2 separate regions of the Mus musculus genome follow, and region 2 is linked to region 1. A link is a loop called in an ENCODE intact Hi-C map of the cell type or tissue named here. Cell type or tissue: left cerebral cortex. All regions are shown on one strand.

Evidence for each region. Hi-C counts contacts between places; a loop is a spot of excess contacts. Peaks named below come from ENCODE experiments on the same cell type or tissue, not always from the same donor. Only the 100,000 strongest peaks of a DNase experiment are listed, where the experiment ranks them.
Region 2: it touches region 1 in a loop (3-fold over the local background); 4 of 42 quality-filtered maps call a loop at or near these places.

Annotation. Positions count from the first base shown.
Region 1 is chr11:121,448,051-121,456,050 of GRCm38, forward strand. Fn3k (fructosamine 3 kinase) reads left to right here. Exons shown (of 6, transcript NM_022014.4): 5 at 832-954; 6 at 2,062-2,440. The coding sequence ends at 2,400. It overlaps Tbcd (tubulin-specific chaperone d), which reads left to right and starts at 3,941. Exons shown (of 39, transcript NM_029878.4): 1 at 3,941-4,178; 2 at 5,581-5,631. The coding sequence starts at 3,995. In left cerebral cortex, a CTCF peak has its summit at 3,997; DNase peaks (open chromatin) are centred at 2,511, 3,877 and 4,738; H3K4me3 peaks cover 1,689 bases; H3K27ac peaks cover 1,513 bases.
Region 2 is chr11:121,384,951-121,392,950 of GRCm38, forward strand. Rab40b (Rab40B, member RAS oncogene family) reads right to left here and starts at 3,301. Exons shown (of 6, transcript NM_139147.3): 1 at 3,048-3,301. The coding sequence starts at 3,192. It overlaps Mir7236 (microRNA 7236), which reads right to left and starts at 2,254; the gene lies at 2,195-2,254. In left cerebral cortex, a CTCF peak has its summit at 3,186; DNase peaks (open chromatin) are centred at 1,436, 2,016, 2,171, 2,548 and 3 more places; H3K4me3 peaks cover 2,934 bases; H3K27ac peaks cover 2,296 bases.

The sequences.
Region 1 (8,000 bases):
ATTGTGAGCTACTGTGTTTGTGCTAGGACCTATACCAGATCTTTTTCAAGAGCAGCAGGTACTCTTAATTGGTGAGCCATCTCTCCAGCCTATAGCTGGGTCTTGCTTTGTTGTTCCAATCTGTTTATCTCTGTCTTTGACTCTCTGTCTGTCTCTGTCCCCCACCCCTTGTGTGTGTGTATGTGTGTATTGAACTTGGGACTCATACAGACTAGGCAAGCACTCCACCCCTGAGGTAGTTCTAGCCCAATCTCTGTCATTTAACTATAGCATTTGTTTCTGACCCTTTGCCCTTTGTGTTTATTGGGTTTGGGTTTGGTTCTGCCACCTTAATATTTGTTATTTGTTTTACTTTTTTTTTTTTTGGTCCCTTTAATCACTTGTAGTGGTTTGAATAAGGATGGCTGCTGCAGGCTCAGTATTTGAATGCTTAGTCACTGTGCTTAGGGAATGAATTGTTTGAAAAGATTAGGAGTTTGAAGTTTCAAAAGCCCATGCCAGGTTCAGTCTGCCTCTCTCTCTCTCTCTCTCTCTCTCTCTCTCTCTCTCTCTCTCTCTCTCTTGCCCTGTGGATCAGGATGTAGCTCTCAGCTTCCTCTCCAGCACCGCATCCCACCAGGTTCCCCACCGCAAACATGAAGGACAAAAGTTCTGACTGTGTAAGCAAGCCCCCTATTAAATGCTTTGGTCATGGTGTCTCTTCTTTTGGGTAAACTGCTTCATGATTCCACTTGTATTTTCAGTTGGTTCACTACAGTTTGCTGTGTTCTTGGTGGTCACTAAAGCTGTCCTGGGGCCACGAATGTCGTGGCCTCTCCTCTTGTTGCTCAGGTGAATGAATGGCAGGAGGACTGGCCGACCTTCTTCACTCGACACCGGCTCCAAGCTCAGTTGGATCTCATTGAAAAGGACTATGCTGACCGAGAGACACAAGAGCTGTGGTCAAGGCTACAGGTGAGCACAACGTTTATTTCTCTGGGAAGAGGCTGTCCCTTAGGAGCCCATAATATGCATGTGGGGGCCTCTTAGGACTGAGTCAGAATAGGAAAAAATGATGGTAGAGAGGGCTGGTCAAGTTGTGGGTATTTCAGCCACCACCTTCTTATCCTGTAGGTGGAGGGGGGAGGATGGGACAGATCCCTGCTTGAGGTCTTCAATCATTTCACTTGTCCACTCTTTTTTGTTTTGTTTTGTTTTGCTTTTCAAGACAGGGTTTCTCTGTATAGCCCTGGCTGTCCTGGAACTCACTCTGTAGACCAGGCTGGCCTCGAATTCAGAAATCTGCCTGCCTCAGCCTCCCAAGTGCTGGGATTAAAGGCGTGTGCCACCACTGCCTGACTCTCACTTGTCCACTCTTGTCCTCATTTTTTGTCCCTCTGCCAAAGACCCCAGTGTGTCACCCTTAATGAAGGTGTGTGTTCTTGCATCACTTGTTTCAAAACAGAACTCCAAAATATTAGAAACACAATTCATCTATCAGTCTAGGGTAGTGTTTCTCAACCTGTGTGTTGTGGTCCCTTGGTGGTGGGGAGGTCAAGAGACCCCTTCACAGGAGACAAATATCAGATCTTCTGCATATCAGATATTTACATTACAATTCATAACAGTACCAAAATTACAGTTATGAAGCAGCAGCAAAATAATTTTATGGTTGGAGACCACCAGAGCATGAGGAGCTGTATTGAAGGGTCAAAGCATTAGCAAGGTTGGAGACCCTGGTCTAGGGTGAACATGCATCAAAGATTTGTTATTTAATAGAAGAGATGCAGGTACATATGTGTAATAACATAAAAATACCATTTAGAGGGTAGGTACCAAACTACATATTCTACAGCATAAAGCCCAAACAACTCTGAGGTTTTCTCTAAAGCTTTTGGACTCATTTGGTAGTGGCCAGAGTGCTAGACAACGTTACAGTCAGGAGTCAGGTGGGCTTCTTCCCTGGGCCTGGTAGATTATTCGGTTGGCCTCTGGATGCCTCCATGGCTCTCTGCTTTATTTCCAAGCACTGGATAATGGGCCCCTGGGTCTTCGAGTCCCATGTAATAATTTCTCTTCTAGGTGAAGATCCCGGATCTGTTTGCGGGTATAGAGATTGTCCCTGCCCTGCTCCATGGAGACCTCTGGTCTGGAAATGTGGCTGAGGATGACCAGGGACCCGTAATTTATGATCCAGCCTCCTTCTATGGCCATTCTGAGTTTGAACTGGCCATTGCATCGATGTTTGGGGGGTTCCCCAGATCCTTCTTCACTGCCTACCATCGGAAGATCCCAAAGGCTCCAGGGTTCGACAAGCGCCTGCTGCTGTACCAGCTCTTTAACTACCTAAACCACTGGAACCACTTTGGACGGGAGTACAGAAGCCCGTCCCTGGGGGTGATGAGGAAGCTGCTCAGGTAGCAGAGGGCTGGACCTAATAAAATGTCAAACTAGATCCCTAACTGGGCTACTTTTGAGTCGGCCTACAACGCATTCATCCAGAGGCTGAGGTTATGGCAGCGCAGCAGTTTCCAGGGAGCTCCGTATGTAGCTCAGGCTGACACCACAGCAGCACTGTTGCGGGCAAGCTCCCACCTCAGCGGCTGAAGCCCCAGGTACCGCAGGCGAATAGGGAAGGAAGCCACCATGCTAGCCCGTTTGGCTCCGGTCCTTCAGTTACAATCACTGCCAGACACTCTCTAGCACCTCACTGTTTTCTATTTTTTTAGATTTTATTTTGCGTACTCATGTGCTGAAATATGTGTGTATAGGTCAGAGTACAACTTGTGGTTCTCTTCTTCTTCCACTATGTGAGGACCAAACTTGTTACCCCACAACATATCTGAGAAGACTGCTAGGATCTATATTTAAGCCAATAGAAAGTCTTTATTAGCAGGCCAGTGACTACCCTGGGTATTCTGGATCCCAGCAAAACAGTGATCCTTCTCATGAACTTTTAACCACACACACACACACACACACACACACACACACACACACAAATATGTTCTAGGTTGACATACTTCAGTTATCAACAATAGTGAGCGAGAAGTAGAACTAGAGAAGCCAAAAAGCAAAGTTAGCACATTCAGAAACTTTTCAGGACCTACGGACTTTGAAGGATCAAGTCTTTGTTTTTTAGTTTGCCCCGTGGGTGCTGTCGAATGAGTTTTACAGCCTGAATGGCACTTTAATCATGGAGTAGGATGTGCTAAGGTTTGGGGGCCTACTGTTACACATTCAACTCCCGAGGCTTAGTGAAGGAGACTTTGCACACTAAACTATCTAACCACTCCAGTCTTCTACTTCCCAGTGAGGTCTGTTCTGGTGAATGCAGGGCCAGCAGCGTATAGCTCACGTCTTTTCTCAGGACTGCTTTGGGTGGTCATGATGGTGCTGTTTGAGGTCACGGCAAAAGCCTTCATCCTGGAGCAATACCCCATTGTCTCCTACACCCTTAAAGCACCCCCCCGCGCCCCACTCCTGCAGGTGCTCAGACATCATTGCCCCATTCTTGCCCCCACACTCAAAACCCATTCCTCCCCTGCGTTCATACACCACCCGTCCTATTCTGGCTCTTTCTACTAGTTCAGCTTTCCTGCGCTGTCCACACTAGCTCAAAACCTTCCATGTTCCTGCCCCCAATTTCAAACCCAGTTATTTCCTTAACCTTACACACACTCAAGCTCCAGAAGGCTTCCAACACTAGAGTTCATTCCCTGTAAAGATCGTACCGGCCCACTGCTCCGGCCACACCCTCCTTAGCCCCACCTCTTTTGGGCTCCACCCACTCCCTGTTGAGGCTGTAGACATTGGAGGCTTAGTTTTTCTGGTGCTTCCCTTCACTCACGCAAGCATCATTTTGCGCGCTGAGCCGACTTCGCGTGAGCTGTTTTGTTGGCTTGCGCGCCCCGTAGTTGGGGGTCGAAGGTCTCAGGGCGGGGCTGGCAGTTCTCGTGCTGTATCTCTTTTCTTCCCGGTTGCCGGTAGGGTTCTTACGGAAGCTGCTGGCAGGATGGTACTGAGCAATGAGCCGGCTGCGAGCGCCGCCGAGGAGGAGGTGGAGGATGATGCGCTTGTTCGCGCCTCCGCCCTGGAAGCGTTCGGCGAGAGTGCGGAGACCCGCGCGCTGCTCCGCAGCTTGCCGGCGGTGCACAGAGAGCGCGCGTCCCGGGAGGTGGCGGAGGAGCGGTTCCGCGGTGCGGGCGGGGCCCCGAGTCTCTATCTTGAGGTCCTTGCATCTGGGAGGAAGGGACCTGGGGAGCCATACCTCCTGCCTTCCCTGCCATGTCCAGGAACTGAGCAAAGCATGCTTGAGACCTCTCTGTGGATAGGGAGGGAACCAGCAGAATTGTTGGATGAACCTGCCTCCTACGAGAGCGCTCATGGCAAGCAAAGAGGAGCGGTCTGGCACGGCGCTCCTATGGGGCTGCGCTATGAGGCCAGGATTCTGCAAACTCAGAGCTCCACGTTTATCTGGGATCTCCGTTCCAGGCAGAGCAGGAGAGTGGACAGTGCCATTAGATTCCTTTGGTGGTTCTAAATCCCCCAAGTTTAGGTAGGCCTTTACAGTCGTTTGTAATGGATACTGTCCGTCATAGTTTTTGTCAACCTTACACAAACCTAGACATACCTCGGAAGAAATCTCAAGTGAGTAATTGCCACCACCAGATTGGCTTGTGGGCATGTCTTTGCGATATTTCTTTAATTACTAATTGATAAAGGACGGCCCAGCCCACCGTGAGATGTACCATCCCTGGCCTGTGGCTCTGAGCTGTATAAGAAAGACAGCTGAACTTGAGCCTAGGAGCAAGCACGCAAGACTCCTCCGTAGTTTCTGCTTCTATTTGCTTTGATTCATCCCTACACTTTTCTCAGTGATGGGCTGTGAAAGCCAAATAAACCCTTTCTTCCTCAAGTTGATTTTTGGCCAGTTTCATCACAGCAACAGAAAACAAAGACAATGTCCAAATGAGCCCTTTGATAATTAGAGTTTTGTACTTGAACAAAATCATCTTTGTGTATTCCTTAGCTAAAAACATTCTCTCCATAATGTCTTTTTTTTTTTTTTTTTTTTTTTGGATGGGGCTCTAGTTTTTGGGTAAGACAGAGTGGTGGGCTTTGTCTGAAGTGGCAGGTGAGAACTGCAGAGGCAGAGAAACCATTGGATTGGGTAGAAACATTAATTTGCTGGTAGGGGTTGGAAAGCAGGTGACCAGGGTTGGGGAGGTTGTACAGTTATTGGTTTGAACATTGTTGGAAATGAAAGGCATCGTGCTAGGCAGGGGAGGGCTCAAGAAGTGAAGAGGGTCTGACTAGCAGGGGAAGGTGGAGTTGTAGAGAGTTGGAGCACCAGCATATGTGTGAGAAGAGATCGGAGGGCAAGATGTGCAGAGCAAAAGAAGAGCAGGAGGTGTGGTCACACTGGTCCTCAAGAGCCTGACAGATGTTGGGCAGCTGTGAGCATCTGTCAGCAAGAAGCCAGGTGTGTCCCTGGGCGTTACAAGGACTAGGAAGACCCTAGCTGTTCCATTAGAGTTACTGAGAGACGTGAATTTCCAAGGCTCACCTGATTTGATTTTCATGTTATTTTCCTTTTAGTAATTATGGACAAATACCAGGAGCAGCCCCACCTCCTGGATCCACACCTTGGTAAGCATAGATTTTGGTGGTTCAATATCAGATGATCGGGAAGGCTTATGTGTATAGCTGGCACCTGTGTGCTATCAGCAGAAGGTGTCAGATGAAATGTCCCTAGAGCTCTGTCTTTTTTTTTTTTTTTTTTTGTCTGCTGGATGGTTTTATAGACCTGTGATAATGAATAGCTTCGAGTTCAGATACCGATCTTGATTGTGTGCAGGTGTGTCTAAGCTACTTTCTGCTTGTTCCTATTGAAAGAACACATCTTTTCTTATATGTGTTTTAGTCAGTTATGTGTGAATAGCTGTTATCTTCCTGGTAATTGTTTTGCAGGGTCATATGCTTTATAAAGGTCCCATTTTACCTGCACAGCAGTTGATGAGGTCATCTGTCATCTCCATTATGTAGAGAGACACTAAGGTTGTTATCAGGACATTAGTACAAGAGTGTTGTGCAGGACTATCCTCCAAGCTGAACAGCTACCATCTGTGGAGCTCAGCTGTGTGCCCTGATTATCCCAGTTGGACTTGTTGACTATTTACATTCCATCACATGGAGGCAAGAAGGATCACAGACCCTCACCTGAGTACCCACGGCTCTCTACTACCTGTTGTATGCAACTGTGCCCTAATTGCAGGTGGCCTTGGGAACAGCCTAGATTCTTGGTTTCAATCTGTAGGTTGTAACCCCCATAGGGGTCACATGAGATATCCTGCATATCAGATATTTATGTTATGATTTATAATAGTAGTAAAATCAGAGTTATGAAGTGGCCACGAAATAATTTTATGGGGGAGGCATAACCACAACTTGAGGAATTGCATTAAGGGTCACAGCATTAGGAAGATTGAGCCTCCCTACCCCCCACTCCTCCGTGTGTGTGTGTGTGTGTGTGTGTGTGTGTATGTATATGTGTATATATATCAGACAAGATTAGGGGGGGGGAGAATCCCATCTATGTTAGTGTCATTTTTATAAGTGTGTTGACATTTTTCTCTTAACCCAGCTGGCTCTCAAACTGAGACAGAACTATTTTATTTATTTACCAGCTTTAAGGCACAGCAACTGAGCAGTATTAATCTATTTTTAATCTTCTTAGCTAATCCTAGGGTGCTTACATTTACCTCTAGGAAGAAATTTTAGCAGCAGAGAGTGACTTTTGTTTGCTTTTCATTGCTGTTGTTATATTTGAACCTATTTCATATTAATTACATTTTTGTTTGGCTTTTCTCTTTTTTGTTTTGAGAAAGAGTCTTGCAATGTAGCCCTGGCTGACCTTGAATTTATGGAAGTTCTCCAGCCTCAACCTCCCGAGTGCTGGGATTACAGGCGTGAACCACAACTCCTGGCTTGTTTTTTTCTTTTTGAGGTAGGGTCTTGCTAGGTAGCCCAGGCTGGCTTCAAGTACTCTTGGTAATTTTTTTAGTCTTGTTCTGAGCTTTTTTTTTTTCCCCTTTTTTTCTTCTTTCTTTTTTTTCCTTTTTTTTTTCTGGGAGGACCCAACTGTTTTAATCATTGTTGTAACCTCACAGTCTCTGTGTAAGCTCTGTCATTGTAAGCTACACAATACAAACGGGGAAACTGGAGTACAAGTCTGAAAGGTTAAGTAAATTGTTTCATGCCACACAGTTGGTGAGATTGCAGGCAGAATTTATGCATCTCCTCCTTCCCTTTGCCTCTCAAAGATGGGTCTTCAGCGGGGCCAGTTGCAGGCAAGTGGCTGATGTCAGGCTGAAGGGCTGGCTATGCTGAGGGTGGCAGACCAGTAGGTGCCCTGGGCCTCATCTGATAGTTTTGGATTCCTGGTTGTCCCCATGTAACAGATGTAGGTACTGTCCAAGAAGTGTAAGGTGCTGTTTGACCTCTTCAGGTGACAGCTTTGACCTGCCCTCACTGCCAGAACCTCTCTGCTTACTGTGTTCCATCCAGTGCTTAGTAATGGTGACTGTTCATTATCTTCCGGGAAATAGAAATAGGTCCCGTTCTGAAAAAGATGATGCTTGCTGGTGCTGATCCTTTTCTGTGTGTGACACATTTTATGCTTCCGCTTTTGCCTTTCAGGTTTATGTGTGGTGTGTTAGCCATTGAGGTTTAATATATTTGAGTTTGAATGTTATCAATCTCTTCCTTTTCTTTGTTTCTGAGACAGGGTTTTACTATATAGTCCAGATTGGTGTTGAATTGTCAGTTTTGCCTGCATCAGCCTTGTGTGAAGTCTTCTTTGTGTCACTCTTCTTTGTGTTTGATTTTTGATAGCAAACCCAGAGTCTAATTCTTGTTTGTTTGTTTGTTTTTTCGAGACAGGGTTTCTCTGTATAGCCCTGGCTATCCTGGAACTCACTTTGTAGACCAGGCTGGCTTCGAACTCAGAAATCCGCCTG
Region 2 (8,000 bases), 63 kb before region 1:
AATTCACTAAAATCAAAATGCTCAACAAAGACAGACAAGACATTCATAGAAAGTCAGATGAAGGAGACAAAAAAAATAACTAAGGCAAGTAGAAAGTGGTGACCGCTCATGGAAAACACAGCATGATGTCCAGCATAAGCACAGGGCAGAACAGAAGACCTGTAGTCAGTGCTCATGTTGACTACATGATGTGTGAATGTTAGGGTACTTGGCAAGGAATCCTAACATTGCAATGGAATGAAAGGTGGTCATAGACAGCATTGACACAGAGATACTGTCTTAGATTGTCAACACGAACAAAAAATTATCCCTGTGTCCTCTGAAGTGAAAAAAAAAGTAGGCGGGGTGGGGGGGCTAGAGAGATGGCTCAGTGGATAAGAGCACTGACTGCTCTTCCAAAGGTCATGAGTTCAATTTCCAGCAACCACATGGTGGCCCACAACCATCTGTAAAGAGATCTGATGCCCTTTTCTGGTGTGTCTGGAAACAGCTACAGTGTACTCATATACATAAAATAAATCTTCAAAAAAAAAAAAAAGTAGGCAGGAGAGTTCATGTTAGAGAGAAGGCCTGAGAAAGATCACAGGCCAATGTCTCTGAAGACCAAGAAAGGGGCCAAGAACCCCAGAGTGCAGGAAGGTTCTGAAAGCTGAAAAAGATAAGAAGACATTTTCCCTGTGCTCCATGTAGAAATGTTCTACTGATGCCAAACTGCGTAGAGGATAAACTCTTGCTGCTTTAAGCCAGCTTGTAGTCATTTTTCGTAACAGCAAATGAGAAATCAACACAAAAGCAATGGGAGATATTTTACGGACACAAATCAAATTCCTCTGAAATTAAGAAAGGAATTTTTTTTATCTAGAATTCAAAATACACACATATCAAAAATTTTGAGTCATGGCCTGATTAAGCAAGGTAAGGCAAAGAAAAACGGTCTTCAAAAATTCCTAAAGAAAGGCAAATCTCCCATTTAGAAAATCAGTTGGCATGATGTTTTCACCATAACAACATCAGATACCAGAAAGACTGTGAACAAGTTACCAGGTATTGAGGGGAAAGAGCAGGACAGTCTAAGAACACTGTGTGCAGCCAAAGACAGACAACATAGTCTCAGCACAAGCAACTCAGAAGGTTTTAAACTCAGGAGTAGCTATAGTTAAGAGTTAGCCAACACTGAACTCATTTTTTTTTTTCTGAGACAGGGTTTCTCTGTGTAGCCCTGGCTGTCCTGGAACTCAATCTGTAGACCAGACTGGCCTTGAACTCAGAGATCCGCCTGCCTCTGCCTCCCGAGTGCTGGGATTAAAGGCGTGCTGCCACCAATGCCTGGCTCTGAATTCATTTAAATACTGCATGAATACTGAGCACCGGTATTAGATCTACAAAATGAAACTGAGCGTTCCAAACCTCTGAAGTATGGAAATTGCAAAGTGGGCTACAAAACCCGGACATGGAAGAAGAGAGTGGAGCATGAAACCGAGAGTGGAGCATGAAGCCGGGAAGACCGCATCTTCCACTGCCAGAGCACTGAGAGAGACACTCAGAGACTGAGAGAATGTCTTTATAACAAAATAATGACCCAAGCTTCATAACGTTTACCTCACCCCTACTTGTTTATTTTCCTGCTTTTTTTTTTATCTCCCCTCCCTAATTTACTCCCTCCCATTTTGTTTTGTTTTTTTTTCCCCAGACAGGGTCTCATACTGTAGCACAGACTGGCCTCAAACTCATGGCAATTCCCCACCCCCACCCCCCTGCTTCTTGAATGCTGGGATTACAGGTGTGAGCTGCCATACCTGGCTTGCTCTTCCCATGCTCTTTTCTTAGCCCTAAGAGAAATATGTAGTAAATCAAAAAGCCACAATGGCCACAACTACGGCATCAATTCTCCTCAATCTCTTAGACCATGTTGACAACAGAAAACAGACAAAAGCAACAGAAGTGCAGTGGGCCTTGCTCAAGCCAACCAGCAGCAAGTCTGCTCACATGTCATCCACATCTTTCTCTCTGCCCACATCAGTCATTTACTGTGGGACTCACGTCCCCTTTGGGGGCTTGTTAAACGTTTTACTCTTTTGCCTCTGCTGAAGCCTGGGTGTTTCATTGAGCACCAGGACCTGAAGACAGCCCTGTCTTCAGTCACGCCCTTGTTCTCGCAGTAATGCTGTCCAACAGAGCTTTGTCCTAAAGGAAAGGTCTAAATCTGTGCGGTCCAACCTGGTAGTTAAATGGCATTGGACCACACAGTTTTAGGGCCTTGCCTTGTGGCATTGCCAGGGGGCTGGAGATGCAGGAAGCAGTCTGCAAGCCCAAAGAACAGAGGGTGGCAGGCCTCAGGGCAGGGTCTGTATTAGAAAGGTGTGTTGAAACCCCCACAACAACACAATAGGCATTCACTGAAGTCTGTGCACAGCCACAGTCAAAGGGATGGATCACTACGTGACTATTCTTGGATGTTCTGCTCAGGATTCTGCCACTCTGTCTCCTTCCTCTGGGGTGCAAGATCTTAAACTTCAGGCTTCTAGGACACTCACTGCTCACTGCCCTGGAGCCTGAGACGCTCTGGTCTCACCCGTGTCCAGTCTCCTGGACTCCAGTCTCTTAGTTGGGTTCCTTCCTACACCCTAGCCAATTCTACAGGGTCACTTAGATTCCTCTTCCTCCTCTTGGAAGTCCTGTCCACTAGGACACAGAGCTTAGTGCTTGGAATCAAAGGCTGGAGTCTAGTCTTGCTACTCTCTGCTTGCAGTTCCACGCACCAAAAGGTCATAGCCTCAGAGACTGTGGTCTCAGACCTCAGCTCCGTGGACCGCTGTCTCTCTGCCCACGCCTCCTGTAATCCCACACACTTCTCCGAACACGTAGCTAGCACCTGCGATGTCCCTCGACGACCACCCTGAGCTGCTTTGCGGACTCCGTCCACAGAGCGCAGTCTTCCCCAGCATGCGGTTCCTAGCCCTGCCCAGCCGCTCCCGGGACCCACGCTGGAGAGGCCGCTCGCACCGACACCCCAGCGCTGCGCCTCCGGGTGCTGCAGCCGCGCTCACCCGCCGGGTGGCCGTAAGGAGACTCGGCTGCTCCGTCCTGCAAGCTGGCCAGGATCTCTCCCTTGCCCACGTCGCTGTCGCCCACCAACAGGAACTTAAGTAGAAAATCGTAGGCCCGCACCGGGCTGCCCAGGGAGCTCATCATGCCGGCCCAGCCACCCCGCCCATACCGGCCCAAGGCTGCGCGCAGGCGGCGGAGGGTCCCCGAGCGCCGCGGGCCCCTCGAACGCTCCACCGGTCGGGGGAGCTTGACAGCTGAAGAGCCCCGCCCACCTTACCTTGCCATTGGCGAGCCTCAGTTGCTGAGGTATATACACATGCTCATTGGTTAGCAAGCTCGCCCATCTATTTCTTTACGCCTCCGCACCACGCCCACCGCCTCTCCTGGGAGGACTTGTTGCCTAAGCCAATGGAGGTCCGAAGGCCGAGCCAGAAGAAACCGAAGGGGGGGGGAGAGGTTTGCTCCTGCAAACCAATGGAAGAATGGCATAGAGAGGAGGGGCGTGGTCAGTGTTTACTCCCTCCCCTGTATCAGTGCGTAACAGGAGTTGGCTCCAGATTGGTGTGGGAAGTGTTGAATCCCTGCCTGGAAACGAGAATTTGTCCCACAGCTCCACAGAGCTTTGAATGCTAGCGTGAGAGCTTAGCATGTTCATGTGTTCATGTAGGCATCAGATGTAACTAAAGTTACAGGTAGTTGTGAGTTTCAGCACCAAGTGGACACATGGACAAGTGCACCTCTAAAGGTGTCTGCTAGTGGGTGCCTCGAGGTCTCCACGGGTTTCTGTCCATGCATGTCAGTGTGAGTGTGTGTGTGTGTGTGTGCATCGTGTGCCTGTGAGGTTGTTGTCAGAGAGCACATGACGGGGACCTGTCTGTCTCTGATCTCTTTTACCCCAAGGGAGCAGTGAATCTGCTCTCTGTTCAGGAGCACCTCACCAGTGGGAACTAAGTTATTTAGAGTAATCATAGTTTAGCATCCCCGCTACCTACATCTTTATACAACCTGAAGTGGAAGCACCTCTTGCAATCGTGCCTCCTCTCTGTTAAGAAGGATACATTTCCGGATGGAAAAGAAAAAGCAGTGGATGAAAATTACGAAAGCATTTGTGAACATTGTTCTAAGCGCCACAGCTGTGCTGTGATTCAGGACAAGGCCGGTTTGGCTCAGAACAGGCTGGTCTTGGAGCAAGGTGACCGCTGCCTCCCTGCAGGAACACTATCCTTTCAAAGAGTTGACTATAATAAGCTCTAATTACAAGATATGGCTGCCAGTCTAGAATAGGTAATTGAGATAGGGTTTTTCGAGACAGGGTTTCCCTGAGTAGCCCTTTCTGTCCTGAAACTGGCTTTGTAGATCAGGCTGGTCTTGAGATCTGCCTGCCTCTGCCTCCTGAGTGTGGTATTAAAGACATCGGCCACCACTACCCAGCTAGAATGGATGGTCTCGCTGAGCCATTTTTGACTCAGAATACTATCTTTGACTCAAGATTACACTGTTGCTAACCAAGAATACCTGAGCTGTAATTATTTCAGAGGACCATGACATGGCAACAATCGCCCACACAGAAAAACCTTCCTTAGAGAGAGCGCTTTAGAATGTCTGAGTCCAGACAGCCTTTCCCTATTGATTTGCCAACTAAAGCTGCACTAGAGTGTATTAGATAAATTCTACTTTTGCCTTTTTCTGTCACAACTCATATCTCACCAGCCTATCATTGTCATCCATGTGGGATGACAGCATTTGAGGTAAGAGTTTAGCCAGTGTGATGGCTTGCCTGTAATCCTGTGATTGGTAATCTCCTCAACGTGGTAGGATCTGAAATCACCTAAGAATCACACTCCTTGGCATGTCTGTGAGGGTGTTTCCAGAGAGCATTGAGGGAGAAAAGATTAAGTAGCTGCCATCTTACATGAAGATGTACAGACATTAAGAGGTACAAGGAGAAGCAGTATCAACTGACTGCCTTTCTTTCATCTCAACTGTATACATTGTTGCCATAGCCACCTCCACTGCTATCCATCACACTCCAGCTTCCTGTGAGGACTGAATACTGGTAGCTTTCTAGGAATCTTCCAGGTCTTCAGCATTAGACCTGAAGCTGGGTCATCTTGCTTACTGGGGTATTAGGTTCTCAGCCTTTCCATCATGCAAGCTCTATTGTGTAAGTCAGTCTTATAAATCACTCTTTATTTTACACACACACACACACACACACACACACACACCCTCCTCCCCCACACCACAATTAGTTTTGTTCCTCTGAGAATCAGGCTTAATACAAATCCCTACAGTAAGGAGGCTGAGGCAGGAGTATTGTGCATTGGAGGCTAGCCTGGGTTAACTAATGGCTTTGAAGCCAACCAGGACTACACAATGTGACTCTGTGTTAACAAAACAAAACCAACCCCAACACACAAGAATTGTACTTTTGCTACTTGCATCCATCCTGGCTTTATTTTTAATTATTATTTCCAAATATATGTGTCCGTATGTCTGTGTGAATGTACACTGTTGTGTATGTAGATGTCCACAGAAATCTGAAGTGGTCAGATCTCTTGGTGATGGAGTTACAGGTGGTTGTGAGTCACCTGATGGGGTACTGTGAACGAAACTTGGGTTCTCTAGAAGAGCAGCATGCACTCTTAAATGATGAACCATGTCTACAGCCCCCAATTTGCACTTCAAAATGTTCACTTTGGATTACCAGTTTATTTTTCAAAACTTATTAGTTACTGACTGCCTGATTGAGGTGCTGGTGAAACCACTATTTAAAAAAAGAAGAGAGGCCTGGGTTGCAGCTTAGTTAGTAAAGAGTTTGCCTATGGTTGTGGTTTGAATAAGAATGCCCTCATAGTCTCGTGTATTTGAATGCTTAGTCACCAAGGAATGGTACTATCTGAGAAGGATTAGGAGGTGTGGACTTGTTGGAGGAAGTGTGTCACTGGGGATGGGCTTGGAGGCTTCAAAGCCACAGCCAGCTTAGTGTTATGTCTCTCCCTGTGTCTGCCTGTGGATCAAGAGATAAAGCTCTCAACTACTCCTCCAGTGTTACCATACTTCCTGTCACAATGATAGTAGACTAAGCCTCTGAAACTGTAAGCAAGTCCCCAGTTAAACGCTTTCTTTTATAAGAGTTGCCTTGGTCGTGGTGTCTCTTCACAGAAATAGAGCAGTGGCTTGCACCCCCTACACACAAAGTCATGGACTTGATCCCGAGCACTCAATAAACTGGGCACTGTGGTACATGCCTGTAATCCTATCACTGGAGAGGTGGTAGCAGAGAGACCAGAAATTCAGGGTCATCCTTGCCTACATATAGATTTTAAAGTCAGCTTTAACTACATGAGACCCTGTCTCAAAACAAAACCAAAACAGAAATATGAAAGAATAGAAGATAGAGGTAGAATCCCCCTCCCCCCACAAAAAACTCTCTGAAAATAGTTGGCATTTATCTTCCTGTCTTTCTGAGGTATCATATTCCAGTTTGCTGTGGTTGTTTGCCGTCTCAACAAGATGGGGCACTCTCCTGCTCTGAGTTTCTTACCCTGCATAGCTGGTCTCAGGTGGGTGCTAAAGAGATTAGTGATTAACAGCACCGGCTGAATTTCTAGAGGTCTCAATTCCCAGCACCCATATGGTGACTCACAACTGTTTGAAAATCCAATTCCAAGGGATCTGATGCCCTCTTTTGGCCTTTGTGGGCACAAGGCACACACATAGTACACAGGCATACATGCAGACAAAACACCATCCACATATAATAAAATAAAAAGTCCTTGGCTCACTTCCAGGAATTATACCCAATAACCCCTTCAGCCCTCCCCGATGTGGTACAACACCAGAACATTTCCTGGAGTATGTGATGAGTGACACCTGGGTGGGGAGAAGGAATGCAGCGCTGGTCACCAATCAAAGGAAAAGACTTTGTTATGCTTGAGTCCCTGATTTTTCTGAATACATATAAATGGCATCTCCAAATGAAGATACTGTTCAGGGCTTGGCTAGTTAGGCCTAGAGAGGAAGAGGCTCATGGCTGGAAGAGACCAAGTGGGTATGATAGAAGCCTTTCCCAGACTGCCATTACCTTTCACATCTCCTGACCCCTCATGAAAGCTCCAAGCCATCTCCCTCTGAGTGTCCCCCTCAGGTACCACTGAAGGAAAGCCTAGGGAATCAGGAAATTACCTGTTTCCAAAAGGCCCAGGTTGCTTAAGTTGCAGGTCTAAGAAGACTCCACTTTCAGACTCTGAGCCTAAGTGAGGAAGGCTCATCTCTCTCCATGTCCCTCTCAAGGTGTAAGAGAGGGCTTGGCCTCCCAGAACTCCTGGGAAGAACTCACCCTGATGCTTTGCTCTGTCCAGTCACATTTTGGAGTACATGAGTGTGGTAGATAAAGATACCCCATTCTGTGCCGGGCATCCATCTCAGTTCCTAACTGCTATTTGTCTCTTGACAGGTAAGTTCCCAGCATTCCTGACTCCTTGACTGCCACCCAGATGTACAGCCATGACTATCTGCTTGTTATGCTATGGCAAATTGCCGATCGTGGCTCCTGTCACTTGCTTGTGTAGATAACCAAGGACTATTTTGAAGTCACCTTGACAATCTAATCTTGGCAGAACAGAACAGGATTTTTGCCTTTAAAAGCTCTTCCAGTGGTGGTGTGCATCTTTAATCCAGCACTCAGGAGGTAGAGGTAGGTGGATCTTTGTGAGTTTGAGGCCAGCCTGGTCTACAGACCTTGTTACAAGATAGCAAAGGTACACAGAGAAACCTCCTCTCAAAAAACAAAACAAATGAAAAAGAAAGAAAAAAGTTCCTTCCTTTCCTAGCATCTGCATAGCACATCTCTGATTTAGGGACTGTGGCCCTGCCAGCAGCTTTAATACATTTGGCTAATTATAGTTTGAATTGAGTTTGAGGGTTCGTTTTTTTTTTTTTGTTTTTTT